Linked DNA regions of Homo sapiens: regions 2, 3 and 4 are each linked to region 1. The links are chromatin contacts, found by Hi-C or POLR2A ChIA-PET in ENCODE. All regions are on one chromosome and are shown on one strand. Each heading gives the region's core, a stretch centred on a gene start or an enhancer-like site at or near the end of the contact. The rest is flanking DNA. Distances are from core to core; before and after follow the strand shown.

Region 1 (3,515 bases), core at 333-2,832:
GAGCAGCCTCCCTCCTAACGAAGGCAGAGAGAAGGCCAGGTTGTCAGGCTGTGTCTTGTGAGAAGGAGGGAACCAGAGGAGGGGCAACGGCAGAAACCAGACCTGAAGCCTGAACCCCAGGAACCCAGGGGACAAAGACTCCCTGGCCACCACTTGTCCCAAGACTGCAGACACCTCACTGGCCAGGAGCATACAAGCAGGAGTATACAATGTGGCCGGGGGTGCATAGGAGTCAGGATACAGAGCCATGTTCTGTGTGTATGATGTTCACATACAGGAGCCAGACTTGACCATGGGAGACCAGTTTTTAAGTTTCCAAGGAATTCTTGCTCCCTAAACATGTACTTGACCCAGAAAACTCTTCAGCCTTCAAGGCCCAACTCCCTCCACGAAGAATCTGTCCAGTGTCTGATGACTAAAGGCCCTGGATTCAGATCCAGCTTAGGCACCGCCTGGTCATTATCTGACTTCTCTACAGACTGTGCCTCTAGTAGGCTGGAGCCCTGGACTCAACTCAATATTTCACCCCTGCCCCTAGCAATAGGGGGTCAATGGACATTTGTTCAATAAGCTCTAGACACCAGAAAGGGTGAACTGTCTCTTGGCTTCAGTTGTTCTGTGACTTCAGGCTAAATCCAAAACCTCTGCGGTCAAAGAAGGCCATTGCCACCCCTCCCCACCCTGTTCCCTCTTAGGTGGAAGGCAATTGTGGCCCTTAGAAACCCTCTGAAGAAGCATCTAACAGCTTTTCTCAGGCCGAAATGGGAGAGGGTGAAGGTTTAGGAAAGAAAACGGTCATTCTTATGTCTTTCCCCAAACCAGATGATTTCCCTTTGTTCCAAACAGTTGGCAAAGACGTCTGGGCAGAGAAAGGGTCCTGACTTGATGCACTGCTCTGCAGGCAGCTGGGTGACTCCGGCCTCTGTTGGTTTGCAGCCTGGGCCAGGGCTGGGGAGTTGCTGAGGGGTGGGCTCAGGCTCACAGTAGGTAGGCTGCTGCTTGGGCTTTCAACTATTACCTCTGATCACAATGAATTCATGAATTTATATTAGTTTGATGCATATCTCTTCCACTGGACTTCCAACCTCTGGAGCGCAGGAACCACACTGTATTTAATTCTGGAGCCTCAGGGCCTGGCACAATGTCAAGCACACAGTAAGTGCTCAGTAAGTGCTAGAGACAAAAACGCACTGCAGCCTCCCTGCCAGCCTGATTTCTGGAGCATCCCTGACTCTCTTAATGGAAAGAGCTTCTCAGAGCTTCCCAAGCTGACTAGAGGAGGGACTGTCATGGTCATGGGCCCTGCTTCCCTCTTATAGTTCTCTTAGCTGGAAGGCAGGATCCTTCTCCTCTGAGCTGCTTCTGAGGCCACTTATTTGTTTATTTCCAAACCCAAAAATGCTTCTTAGGTTTTGCTGCCACCTGACTTGAAGCTCTGACCACCCCAGTGCTACTTCTGCTCTGCCCCATCCAGACATCAAGCGAGATTCATTCCCCCAGCCTCAGACAAACCACACCCCTATCACAACCGTAACTATTCTTAGCAGAGCAGGAAGGGGGGCGCTGCCGAATGACCTCGCTGCCTATAGAGACTTCACCTCCACCCACCCTTCACTCACCCGGTGTCACTTCCCCCTTTTAATAACAACAACACTGACACCAAGTTTCACTTCCACCACTTCCTGTGGGTTTTGTTCATCCTCAGCTGCTGAGGTTTCTAGAGGGTGGGTGAGTCTCTGGCCCAGCTGCAGGAAGGTCCCTCTGACTATAAACTCTACCCCTAAGCATTTAGAGGCTTGCCCTTCAGTCCTCAGACACATTCACCTTTCTTTTTTTTTGCTTTTTTTTTTTGTTTTTTTTTTTGAGGTAGAGTCTCACTCTGCTGCCCAGGCTGGAGTGCAGTGCAGTGGCACGATCTTGGCTCGCTGCAACCTCTGCCTCCCAGCTTCAAGTGATTCTCCTGTCTCAGCTTCCTGAGTAGCTGGGATTACAGGCATGTGCCACCATACCTGGCTAATTTTTGTATTTTTAGTAGAGGCAGTATTTCTCCATGTTGGCCAGGCTGGTCTTGAACTCCTGACCTCAGCCTCCCAAAGTGCTGGGATTATAGGTGTGAGCCACCGCACCTGGCCACATTCTCCTTTTTTTTCTTTTTTTTTTTTTTCCAGACAGAGTTTTGCTCTTGTTGCCCACGCTGGAGTGCAATGGTGTGATCTCAGCTCACCGCAACCTCCGCCCTCTGGGTTCAAGCGATTCTCCTACCTCAGCCTCCCAAGTAGCTGGGATTACAGGCATACACCACGACACCCGGCTAATTTTGTATTTTTAGTAGAGACGGGGTTTCTCCATGTTGGTCAGGCTGGTCTTGAACTCCTGACCTCAGGTGATCCGCCTGCCTTGGCCTCCCAAAGTGCTGGGATTACAGGCATGAGCCACCACACTTGGCCCACATTCTCCTTTTTTAAAGCTGTCCAGAATAGGGGATTCTCCATCCTTCCCTGGGTCAGAATCCCAATATCTGATCCAAGTTCATCCTGTTGACTAACCCAAATCTCTCCTGCTATTAGGGTTGCCATATTTTGCAAGTAAAAATACAGAACACAGAACACCCATTTAAATTTGAATTTCAGATAAACAATGAATAGAAGGCCAGGGGCAGTGGCTTATGCCTGTAATCCCAGCACTTTGGGAGGCTGAGGTGGGCGGATCATGAGGTCAGGAGTTCGAGACCAGCCTGATCAACATGGTGAAACCCTATCTCTACTAAAAATACAAAAATTAGCCGCGTGTGGTGGCGTGCGCCTGTAATCCCAGCTACTCAGTAGGCTGAGGCAGGAGAATTGCTTGAACCCAGGAGACGGAGGTTGTAGTGAGCCGAGACTGTACCACTGTACTCCAGCCTGGGCAAAAGAGCAAGACTCCGTCTCAAAAAAAAAAAAAACAAAAAAAAAAATGAATAACTTTTTAGTTAAGCATGTCCTGTGTAATATTATACTAAAAAAAAATTCATTGTTTATCGGAAATTCAAATGTAACTGGACATCCTTTCTTTTATCTGGCAACCCCCTGCCTGCTGTATTCCTTCTCTTTTTGTTTGGAGACAGTCTTACTGTGTCACCCAGGCTAGAGAGCAGTGGTGTGATCTCAACTCACTGCAGCCTCAACCTCCTAGGCTCAAGGGATCCTCCCACCTCAGCCTCCCAGATAGCTGGGATTACAGGCACATACCACCATGCTCAGCTAATTTTTGCATTTTTAGTAGAGATGGGGTTTCGCCATATAGCCCAGGGTGGTCTTGAACTCCTGGCCTCAAGTGATCCACCCGCCTCATCCTCCCAGAGTGCTGGGATTACAGGCGTGAGTCGCTGCACCCAACCTTGTATTCCTTCGCATGAAAGCAGCAGTTCTCAACCATTTTGATCTCAGGATCTCTTTACACTGTTAGAAATTATTGAGGACACCCAAAGAAGCTTTGTTGATGTGGGTGAATGATAGCTACTGGTATTTACCATATTA
Region 2 (3,515 bases), core at 557-3,056, 1.3 Mb after region 1:
GAACACTCAACTTCAGGCTGGGTCAGGTTTTGAAAGGTCCTTCCCATCCCTCCATTCCTTAAGGCATGCTAGCTAAGGGGACATTGACCCTACACTTGATTTTAGCAGGTAGTCCCTGTAATCTTACAACTTTAGTGACTTAAAAGTTCTTCTTGGTGTCTATCCTACAACTGAAATATGTTAATAGATAAACCTCTATCTTCCCACTGGAGACTCCTCCTCATGTGTGTTTTTCTCTGTGGATACAAAGAACAGAAGGTTGACTATATCTACAGTTAAATATTTTTCTTTTTCTTTTTTTTTTTTTTTTTTTGAGATGGAGTTTTGCTCTTGTTGCCCAGGCTGGAGTACAATGACGCGATCTCGGCTCACTGCAACCTCTGCCTCCCAGGTTCAAGCAATTCTCCTGCCTCAGCCTCCTGAGTAGCTGAGATTACAGGCACCCACCACCACACCCAGCTAAGTTTTGTGTTTTTTTTTTTGAGTAGAGACAGGGTTTCACAATGTTGGCCAGGTCTTGAACTCCTGACCTCAGGTGAACCCCTACCTCGGCCTCCCAAGGTGCTGGGATTACAGGAGTGAGCCACCGCACCCGGCCTATAGTTAAATATTATACTTAAGTACATAGAAAACACACTCCCATGCCCCCATCTGCCTAGGCTTTCTTGGGTCTACAGTGACACCATTGAATTCTTTTTCTTCAAGGAAGATGCAAGAGGAAGAGGGTCCTGGAGGTCAGATCCTACACTGCTCCCTGTTCCCTGCCTGTAATTGTTCCATCTCCTCCTGCCTGGCCAGTCAGCTCCTCCCTGGACAGGATCCCTGTGGTACTCCAGGGGCACTAGCCAACCCCACAGCCCTGGGACAGTTGGGGAGGTCCCCATCTCTCTGCTAGCAGCAGGCACACCCAGGCCTCAGGCATGGCACCTGCCCCTCACCACCTCGGCATGAGAGAAAAGAAAAGATTACTAAAAATAAGTTAGCTCCAAATTTCAGCAATAAAAATAAAACTAGAATCTTTGGAACCACTGGCCCATTTGACTGTTTTTTATGTGCTGTCTCAAAGGCTTACATGGCCCAAGACTAGTCCCAGAAGAGATTTCAGACTGGCACAGCCTCCAGATAGCCTCATTTAGAGATGCCGTCCGAACTCCACACTCGTGGGATTCACTGCCCGCTGCCTCCTCTGGCCCTTCCCAGTATTGTCCGTCCTATAAGATCAGAACTCGCATCTCCTTCAGGTCCAACAACATCAAGTACTTGGTTACAAAAGCCAGTATTGGCCGGGCGTGGTGGCTCATGCCTGTAATCCCAGCACTTTGGGAGGCCGAGACGGGCGGATCACGAGGTCAGGAGATCCAGACCATCCTGGCTAACCTGGTGAAACCCCATCTCTACTGAAAAATAGAAAAAATTAGCCAGGCGTGGTGGCAGGCTAACTACTTGGGAGGCTGAGGCAGGAGAATGGTGTGAACCCGGGAGGCGGAGCTTGCAGTAAGCCAAGATCGTGCCACTGCACTCCAGCCTGGGCGACAGAACGAGTCTCTGTCTCAAAAAAAAAAAGCCAGTATTGACCAAATACTGCTTGGGTTGAATTGCTGCATCTTCTCTCTTGCATCCTGTACAATCAGGATGGACTAACTTGAAACAACCCCTGCTTTTCAGTCATTGAATATAATCAGAGGTTTATTTCCCCCTTTACTTAAAAAAGTTAGATTGGCAGGTGGGGATCAGGATAACACATGGGAAGCTTGTGGGCCAGACCCGGAAATGGTGGGTGTTTCTTGCAACCACGGGCCATTGGCTGGAACTCAGTCACGTGGCCACACCTAACCACAGGGGAGGTTGGGAAGTGAAGTACAGCTGTGAGCCCTGGTAGAAAAGGAAGCAGGTTGTGGTGAGCATTTAGCTGTCTCTGCCACACATGCCTCCTGCCACCGTTTCTGCGCCAGGCACCTGGGAAGCTCTGCTCATAACTGCTTGGTAAAGGACATGACCTGTTTCTTTGACCTTGTACCTCTCTCTCATCTGTCACTGAGGATATTCTGTTCTTGGGATTGGGTCCTGTCTCCCCCATCTAAACTGGAAATCTCTTGAGGACGGGTGCTTTTCCTCACTCAGCACTTCTCTGGTTTCTCTGTAGCATCTGAAACCTTCAGTGTTGCATCAAGGTGGCCTCAACCACCTGCACCAGAACTACTCTTTGAGAATGGAGTTTCAGGGGCCCTACTCCAGAGCTACTGGCTCCTGAATCTTTGGAGATGGGACCCTGGATTCTGCTTTTCTAATACTTTTCCCAGGTGATTCTCATATATGCTGCAATCTAGGAACCACCTGTTTAGGAAATATTTGGTAATTGACTGCTTACCCCAATTGGAATGCAAGAAGAGAATGTGTCACAGATTCCTAAGAGGTTCCTAGGCTGGAAACTGAAGTCTAGAGAGGGAAGAGGATTTGCCCCCAGTCACACAGCTCAGTAGAGACAGATTCAAGGAGTCAGGCCCCCTGGGTCCTGCTCAGAGCTTTCTCTGCTAGTCTCATCACCACAAGCTGAACTCTTATTTCAAGGCCCTTTGAGATCTTGATGGCACATGATGTAAGGGAAGACACACAGCACTAACTGTAAATGAAGTCCTCCCTTCCCATCCAGCTCAAGCCACTAAGAGGTTATGGCCAAGTCATTTCAATCATCAGACTCAGGTACTTCATCCTGTCCTTCTCAACAAACACCCTTGTCATGTGAGTGTCCTTATCTTCCCTGCTGAGAGTCCCTTGCCTCTTTGCATGGGAACAGACCCTTTTTACTAGTTTCTCATGGGCCTGGTAGGGATTCTAGATATTGGCTGCCAAGTTCTCTAAACCATAAGGACTTCCCCTAGGGAGGGGTCAGAGAGACGACCTCCTCCAGGACCACCTGGAACTCACCCAAGACATCCTTGTTCACACGCCGCTTAGTCCAGGCCATCCCTCACTCTCTGTTCTGGTTCCTCCCCTCCTGCCCTCCTTCTGTCTTCACAGGTTTAGATAGTTTATCCAGAATCAGCTTTTCCCTATAAAGCAATTTCACTTACAGTTTGGGACACATAATATCCACCCACCCAAGCAGTTTAGGGAGAAAAGAAGAAAGATTTTATGCCAGTATCAAACCTTGAATCCCAGGTCTTATTGCACACTGTCAGATCAGGCTTTGGATCCAACTCCCAGCCTAGGAGCTTGAAGGGGTCCTAGCTTGGGGACCTCGATTCTCTTCTCTTCTGCTCTTCACTTACCAGGTACCCCACACCTGTGTATCTTCTGGCTTTGGGAGCTCCCTGGGTGGGGAACTGAGACCTGTCCTGCAGGTCCTTGGTTTCTTCTTCTTCATGGTTTAGTCTACCTCAAAGAGCATGGGGTGGGGATCCAGACCTAGCCTGGCATATTTTCCAGAGACAAGAGGATGAGATAAAGTGCCACGAATCAGGAGCACTTGATTTCAGGGCCAGGAGGAAGAAAAGAGCTGCACTGACAGACAGCTT
Region 3 (3,515 bases), core at 356-2,855, 1.2 Mb after region 1:
TAAATGCTTTGGTGGGGAACTCACATGCTCCCCCTATCACAAAGTAACTAGGATGTGCAGTTCTCCCATGTGCCAGGCAGGCAGAAACCTGGGAAGACTAGGCTGGGTGCAGTGGCTCACGCCTGTAATCCCGGCACTTTGGGAGACTGAGGCAGGTGGATCAGGAGGTTGGGAGATCTAGACCAACCTGCTCAATCCACCTCACCAACCACACAGTGAAACCCCATCTCTACTAAAAATACAAAAAATTAGCCACTGGCTCACGCCTGTAATCCCGGCACTTTGGGAGGCTGAGGCAGGTGGATCAGGAGGTTGGGAGATCAAGTCCAACCTGTTCAATCCACCTCACCAACCACACAGTGAAACCCCATCTCTACTAAAAATACAAAAAGTTAGCCGGGCATGGTGGTGCATGCCTGTAGTCCCAGATACTTGGGAGGCTGAGGCAGAAGAATCACTTGAACCCAGGAGGTGGAGGTTGCAGTGAGCTAACATCATGCCACTGCACTCCAGCCTGGGTGACAGAGTGAGACTCCATCTCAAAAAAAAAAAGCAAGCTGGGAAGACTGGGTGGAACATGAGGATCTCAGGCACTCAGGCACATTCCTCCTGGTCCTGATGTGAGAAGTTGCAGCAACTCCTCCAGCTGGAGGTGTTATGGGGAGTTCTCTTTATCTGAGCACTAGGCAGTTCTCAGCTCTGCTCCTGTTCTAGTGTCACTGTGGGAGGGGTGGGGCTGGCGGAGGAAACCACCAGGTGTGGCCATGGGAAAGTCCCTCCAACATTCTATAGAAACATGGAATTTCCTGGTTTTAACCATTTCATATCCAACTGCCATCTCTGAGCTGACCAGAGCAGGACAGACCCCTCCAGCCTCCTAGGACATTTGATGTGGGGCATCGAGTCCTGGCTGGGAAGTTGGCACCTGGGTGCCAGCCCCAGCAGTCTCTGAAGAGCATGGGTAAATTACTGAAGTGTGTGGGCCTCCATGCCTTCAATGCCTTTCTGTAAAATGCTTTCCAAGCTCCCAAACAATTCCAAATATATCCATGTCATCCAATCAACCCACAGAGTAGCTGTTACTCTGCGGGTGAGTGAGCTGGCTGGGAGGGGCTGCATGCTGTGTGCTCAGGTCACACTGGAAGGCATCAGCTGGGTCCCCGCGCTTGCTCTCGGACCTCTGCAGGCCTCCTGGGAAGGTGACTCAGATCCAACTTCTAGGACTGGATCGGCATAGCTCCCACACTTCCTTGGGGTTCCTGGGTGTGGGAGCATGGACTTCCCAGGCAGCTTTCCACTTAGTTAACTTGCCCAACCTGCTCTGTTGACTCTGGGAAGAGCCCTGAACTTCCCTGCTCCAGTGAACTGTGGGAGATGCCAAAACAGCACCCAGCTGCCCATCAAGATTACCAGAAGGGCCCCAGTTCCTGGCTTCTCTGTGGCTCACACTCTGGTCCTATTGCCTACCCTTGGGAACTCAGAGCATCCTCTTTCTCTTTTCTGCTGAGCTGGTGGCTGCACCGAGTTGCCTCTGTCTCTTTAAGAGAGAAAGAGAGAGCGAGAGACGGAAATCAGGAAGTGCGAGAGAGCTGAGAGCCAGGACTCAGTGCTGAGCTTGGTGTCCCACCGCCACAAGGAGGCAGGGAAGAAACCCACTAGTCCCAGCTCCTGGGGTGGCACAGACATTGCAACTGGCCCTGCCTGTGGGTCCTAGGGGCCCTTGGCTACCAGGAGGCTAAGAACACTGCTCATGAATGACAGTGAGCCCTGAAAGCTCTGGGGGTGTCACCCAGTCCCACAAGCCTGCATCCCCTGCAGTGGAGATGGGGTGAGTGTGCAGCGTGCGGAGGGGGGTGGGGGTGGAATGAGGGGCCAGACAAGGGGCAGCTGCAGGGCAGCTCAGCCGGGTGCAGGGGTGTGGGCTTGTTGGCAGCGGTGCTCTCACATAGAGCGTTGTGTGTGGCATGGAGGTGAGCCACCACGGGCCAACCACAAGCCCTCCCTGGGCTCTGCTTACCAACACCCAAAGCCAGCGATCAGCACCCAGCGCCTGCCCTCACCTTTCCCGGGGTCTTTCTCCCTGGCCGGAGTCTCAGGAGTAGGAGACGCTGGGAAAGGCTCCCTGAACAGTTTGGGAATAGAGCTGGAAACCCCCAGCCCAGCCCTGTGGGGGAAGGTGACAAACAGGAAAGGGTTAAAGGGCTAGGGCCGGCGGCCTTTGATGGAGGCTGAGAAGCAACTGCACTGAGGGGCGCCTCTCATCCGCCCTCCTCTTTCCGGTGTAGCTCAGCTCCTGGACGTGCCACAGACAGAAAGCATAACATACACTCGCCAGGAAGAGCCTTTGCCTGACTCAGGGCAGCTCAGAGTGTGGGGTAAGTGCACTTGGCCACAGCAGAGCCCTGAGGAGGGAGGGGAGGGGAGAGGTGGGTGGGTGGTGTCTCACATGCTTCACTGTCCACTGCTCATTCATCCAACCACTGGCTGAGGGCCACTGAGCCCTTCTTTGCACCAGGTGCTTGGGGTGGTGGGGGGAGGATCTGCAGAGCGTGCAGAGTTAAGCCAGATGTGCCACAACCAGAGCTCCCGGGCACAGAATCCAGGGGCACACCGCTTGTCTGGGGGTCTGCGCTTTGCACCTCACTGCCTATTATCCCAGAGTCCTGAGCTGTTCCTTGCCCCAGTATCAGAGCCCTTGGCCTTGATTTCAGCCTGCTGTGCTCCAACCCCAGCCCCAGCCCCCAGACCTGCTGGCTGCCTCCAGCCTCAGCGGGGAAAACCAGACCCACTCATTCATGCTGAGCTACTGTGTTGTCTTCAGGAAGCCTCTCAGTACCTCAGTTGCTTCTGTGTAATGTCCGCTCCTACCTGATCTGAAACTAGGAGTTGACCACCGATCTCTTCAAGGGGCCTCTGGCTCAATGAAATGACATTATCAAGGATTTGCATTTTTAAAAAAGATTACACAGAGAAAAAGTTCAGAGCGAAGGAACATAGGATTCCAGGCATGGCAACCCTCAGTTTGAGAACCTGTAAGATGTTAGAACACGAAGATGCCTTTTCTAGTCTAGCGTTATTTAAAAGTATTTAAGTGGCCAGGCATGGTGGCTCACACCTGTAATCCCAGCAATTTTTTGGGGAAGCCCATGTGGCCGGATTGCCTGAGCTCAGGAGTTCAAGACCAGCCTGGGCAACATGGCAAAAACCCATCTCTACTAAAAATACAAAAGACAGCCAGGTGTGGTGGTGCACACCTATGGTCCTAAGCTCCTCAGGAGGCTGAGTTGGGAGGATTGCTTGAGCCCAGGGGGTGGAGGTTGCAGTGAGTCATGATTGTACCACTGCACCCCAGCCTGGATGACAGAGTGAGACCTTACGTCAAAATAAAAAAAAGAAAAAGGAAAAAGAAAGTATTTAAAGGATGGTGGCCCTTCTAATGCTTCTGTCCCCAGGTATCCCAAAAAGGCCAGCACTGGCCTTATTTTTCAAAGAGAAATTGAGTTTAACTTCTGAGG
Region 4 (3,515 bases), core at 532-3,031, 1.1 Mb before region 1:
GACTCCTCTTTCTCTCACACCCTATGTCCAAACCGTCAGCAAATCCTCAACGCTTTCCTCAAGGCAGATCCAGCATGGACCACGCCCCGCTAATCTCCTGCTAACACCTTGGTCTCCACCTTCACACACTCAGGACTGGCTTCCCTGGCTGGGCGCGGTGGCTCACGCCTGTAATCCCAGCACTTTGGGAGGCTCAGGCAGGTGGATCACTTGAGAAGTCAGGAGTTCGAGACCAACCTGGTAAACGTGGAGAAACCCCATCTCTACTAAAAATACAAAAATTAGCCAGGTGTGGTGGTGGGTGCCCGTAACCCCAGCTACTTAGGAGGCTGAGGCAGGAGAATCGCTTGAACCCAGGAGGTGGAGGTTGCAGTGAGCAGAGATCATGCCACTGTACTCCAACCTGAGCGACAGAGTGAGACTCTGTCTCAAAAAAAAAAAAAAAAAAAAAGAACTGGCTTCCCTGCTGCTGCCTTCATACCTCCACAGTCTATTCTCAACCCAGCACCCAGAATGATCTTTTAAACATAGAAATAGAACATATCACACCATAGCACAAAACCAAGGTCATTACCATGGTCTATAAGTCTCCAGTGTCCTGACCCCTCAGTGACATCCCTGACCTAAACTCCTATGATTCTCCCCTCACCTCACTTTGCTCCAGGTATACCCACCTCCTTGTTGTTCTTCAAACACACCAAGTATGCTAATGCCTCAGGGCCTTTGCACTGCCTGTCCCTGCTTCCTGAACATTTCCCCTCCAGAGAGCTGCGTGGCTTTGCTTCCTCACTTCCTATAGATCTCTGAAAAAAGATCTGAATAAAGGCTCACCTTCTCAGTGAGGCTTCCCTGACCACTCTATATAAAATAGCGACCCCTCCTACCTCGAACTCCATAGCCTCCTCTTGTTTTATTTTCATCTGGAGGACTTATCATCTTCTGATATACTATATACTTCTTTCTGTTAATTACCTGTCTCCCCTCTCTAGAATGTAAGCAGGGAGTCAGTTTCATTTAATGTTGGACACTCTATATCCAACACAGTGCTTGGCACACAGCAGAGACAAATCTGTTGAGTGAACAAAAGAATGTTGTCACCAATTCTCAGATGAAAAACCAAGGCTCAGAGGCTTTAAGTAACTCACCCAAATGAAGCCCACAGAGCCACGGTTCTTCCCATGGCCCCAGACTTGTTCCAAGACCTCCTCCCTACCTCTTCCCCCAAAAGAAGGGGAAGGATGTTTAGGAGTGAGGGTATGGTGGTTTGGTCAGGGGAGTGGAGTTTAGTTTTTTATAAGAAGCCCCCAGGGCCACAGGAGACCTTGATGGTGTGGGGAAAGATGTCTGAATGGGCAGAGGCCTCCTGAGTCCACCTTTGTGGCAACCCAGTTCTAAGAACCCGGGATGGGAAAGGGGTCAGTGTGAATGGGGAACCTGCCAGGCCCCCTGGGCACCAGCCTCTAGCTACCTGTGGGCCCTGAGCAACTCCCACCCGCTGGAGGGTAGGGAGCCACACCCCACCCTGCCTGCTGCCCCAGGGTGCCAGCACAGCATCTCCCAGCCCCTGGCTCCAGAGGTCACGCTTGTAGTGACAGAGAGCCCAGCTGGGAGAGAGAGCCAGCCGGCAGGGAGCCTGGCCTGGATAGCCCATTGCAGCCCCGCTCATCCCACTTACTCTGCCATTCGGTGATGGAGATCATGCCGCACTCAGCCTGGGGGGCTTTCCGGGTGGAAGCGGGCAAGTGGAGCGTGGCCCAGAGGACGCAGCTGGTACATGGTCACGGGAAGCTGACCCTTGGTTAAGTTGCGAAATGAGCCTGTGGCAAATCATTAACTCTCCCTCCAGCCCCCGCTCCACCCCCGCACACCACGCAGGTGCTTCTACTCGCCAGCTCCCTCCTCCCGTTTTCCGGTAGGGCAATGCCCCGCCCCTCCACCTGCCGCGCCTGCCCGGGGAAGGCACCGCCCACCTGACCCTTTCCTCGCACCTCGCGGTGTTCTGCGGCTCTCGTCTGCTCCGCGAAACTTAGATTGTATGTGGAAGCATTGGAATCTAGGGGGTGCTCAAGTTTCTTGCTTGGTTTGATAGTGTGGGAAGAGTTGGCATCTGCGCATCCCTTTGGGAATGTACTAAATTCATCTTGAAAGTCAAGCTTTTTGCTCTCTGCTATTGCACATGCTAGGCGCTGGGAGGCGATGAGCGACTGAGCACAAAGCCTGTTGTTGACCTAATGGCAGAGCCAGATCGGGTTAAATCAATGGCAAAAGCGCCATGGGGGAAGTTAGACGTGAAGGTCTTCGACCTCCTTTCCCCAAGCGGCGTCCAAGCTTTGGACTGACTGTGATGTTGAGCTATGGAAGACAAAGCCCTGAATTTGGGGTTGGGGCAGGACTGCACAATTTAGGAGGCCTGGTTCTAGTCTACCCACCAGCTGTGTAGACATGGATTCGTCCTTTGGGCCTGCAAAAAGAGAGGCAGTTAGTTCCTAACATCCTTTTTTCCCATCGCAGAGCAGTGGTTCTGACGTGGCATTGATGCCAGGAGAGCCAACATCCACTTTGCAATGTCTTCTGTGTCCAGAAATGAAGAAATGAATTTCAAAGACTACCTATATACATCATTTAAAAATGCAAATAGGCCTGGCATACAAAATGCATTATGTCTGTAATCCCAGCATTTTGGGAGGCCAAGGCAGGAGGATTGCTTGAGCCCAGGAGTTTGAGACCAGCCTGAGCAACATAGTGAGACCTTGTCTCTACAATAATAAAAATAAAAAATTAGCCGGATGTGGTGGTACCTGCCTGTAGTCCCAGCTACTGGGGAGGCTAAGGTAGGAGGATTGCTTGAGCCCAGAAGGTCGAGGCTGCGATGAGCTGTGATCAAGCCATGCACTCCAGCCTGGGTAGCAGAGCGAGATCCTGTCTCAAAAAAAAACAAACCAAACAACAACAACAAAACCAAGGAAAGCTAACATAATTTTTTAAAAAGAAACAAAAAGATAAATTATAATAAAACATGATGTCTTTCAATATATAAATGTTCAGGCAAGACTTACCAGAAGACATAAATGAAATAGGCAGATTGCTTGCACCCACACATAATATATGTTTGAATTTAAGAGAAATAGAAGATGAGCCATTCTATGCAAAAACAAAAATCACACACATGCAAGAAAATGAAAGAGTAGCAGGAAGTGAACATAGAATAAAAACTGTTAGATAAGGAATAACAGACCAGACGTACTTGCATATGATGAGAGGGAAAGCATCTTAATTGAAATAGGGATAACATAGCAAGGCAAATTAGAGAGCACAAGGTGGAGATAATATAGAAGTATGATGTGCATGCAAAGGAACTCAGTCTTAGGTATGTGTGTATTGTCAAAATAGCTCCCATGGAATGGGGTCGCCATAGAGTACCACAGACACATCAACCTCTGTCTTGAAACATATCAGCGTTGAGGTAAAATTCAGTCTCTGGGATCTTAAAAGGCCTTAGAGATCACATATTTCCA

What was found. A loop is a pair of places that touch in the nucleus more often than their neighbours do. ChIA-PET counts read pairs that join two places held with the same protein, here RNA polymerase II (POLR2A). Pooled maps may share reads with other maps.
Region 2: a map with no recorded cell type shows a loop between it and region 1 (12-fold over the local background). The contact joins two enhancer-like sites. A Hi-C loop is called at or near these places in 1 of 168 maps with a recorded cell type or tissue (naive thymus-derived CD4-positive, alpha-beta T cell), 3 of 37 single-sample maps with no recorded cell type and 8 of 50 pooled maps. POLR2A ChIA-PET finds 5 or more read pairs at or near these places in 2 of 52 experiments (activated CD4-positive, alpha-beta T cell and activated naive CD4-positive, alpha-beta T cell).
Region 3: a loop to region 1 is called in a pooled map, with 5 times the contacts of the local background. The contact joins the promoter of IKBKE here to the enhancer-like site in region 1. A Hi-C loop is called at or near these places in 1 of 37 single-sample maps with no recorded cell type and 6 of 50 pooled maps. POLR2A ChIA-PET finds 5 or more read pairs at or near these places in 1 of 52 experiments (activated B cell).
Region 4: a loop to region 1 is called in a pooled map, with 7 times the contacts of the local background. The contact joins the promoter of GOLT1A here to the enhancer-like site in region 1. A Hi-C loop is called at or near these places in 1 of 37 single-sample maps with no recorded cell type and 2 of 50 pooled maps. POLR2A ChIA-PET finds 5 or more read pairs at or near these places in 1 of 52 experiments (PC-9).

Annotation. Positions count from the first base shown.
Region 1 is chr1:205,286,774-205,290,288 of GRCh38, forward strand. No RefSeq gene overlaps it. Among named protein-coding and RNA genes, the nearest start is that of NUAK2, 33 kb to the right of the region's middle. Within about 2 kb of position 1,583, at least 13 of the 41 ENCODE cell types and tissues checked have a DNase peak (open chromatin) inside an H3K27ac peak, as active enhancers do.
Region 2 is chr1:206,561,370-206,564,884 of GRCh38, forward strand. All of the region lies in intron 2 of RASSF5 (Ras association domain family member 5), which reads left to right. LOC124904494 (a long non-coding RNA gene) reads left to right here. Exons shown (of 2, transcript XR_007066831.1): 2 at 1-1,025. Among named protein-coding and RNA genes, the nearest start is that of EIF2D, 49 kb to the right of the region's middle. Within about 2 kb of position 1,807, at least 9 of the 41 ENCODE cell types and tissues checked have a DNase peak (open chromatin) inside an H3K27ac peak, as active enhancers do.
Region 3 is chr1:206,468,871-206,472,385 of GRCh38, forward strand. IKBKE (inhibitor of nuclear factor kappa B kinase subunit epsilon) reads left to right here and starts at 1,606. Exons shown (of 22, transcript NM_014002.4): 1 at 1,606-1,828; 2 at 2,286-2,375. RefSeq lists enhancers at 516-1,153, 673-982.
Region 4 is chr1:204,212,207-204,215,721 of GRCh38, forward strand. It overlaps GOLT1A (golgi transport 1A), which reads right to left and starts at 1,782. Exons shown (of 5, transcript NM_198447.2): 1 at 1,676-1,782. The coding sequence starts at 1,700. RefSeq lists an enhancer at 1,653-2,309.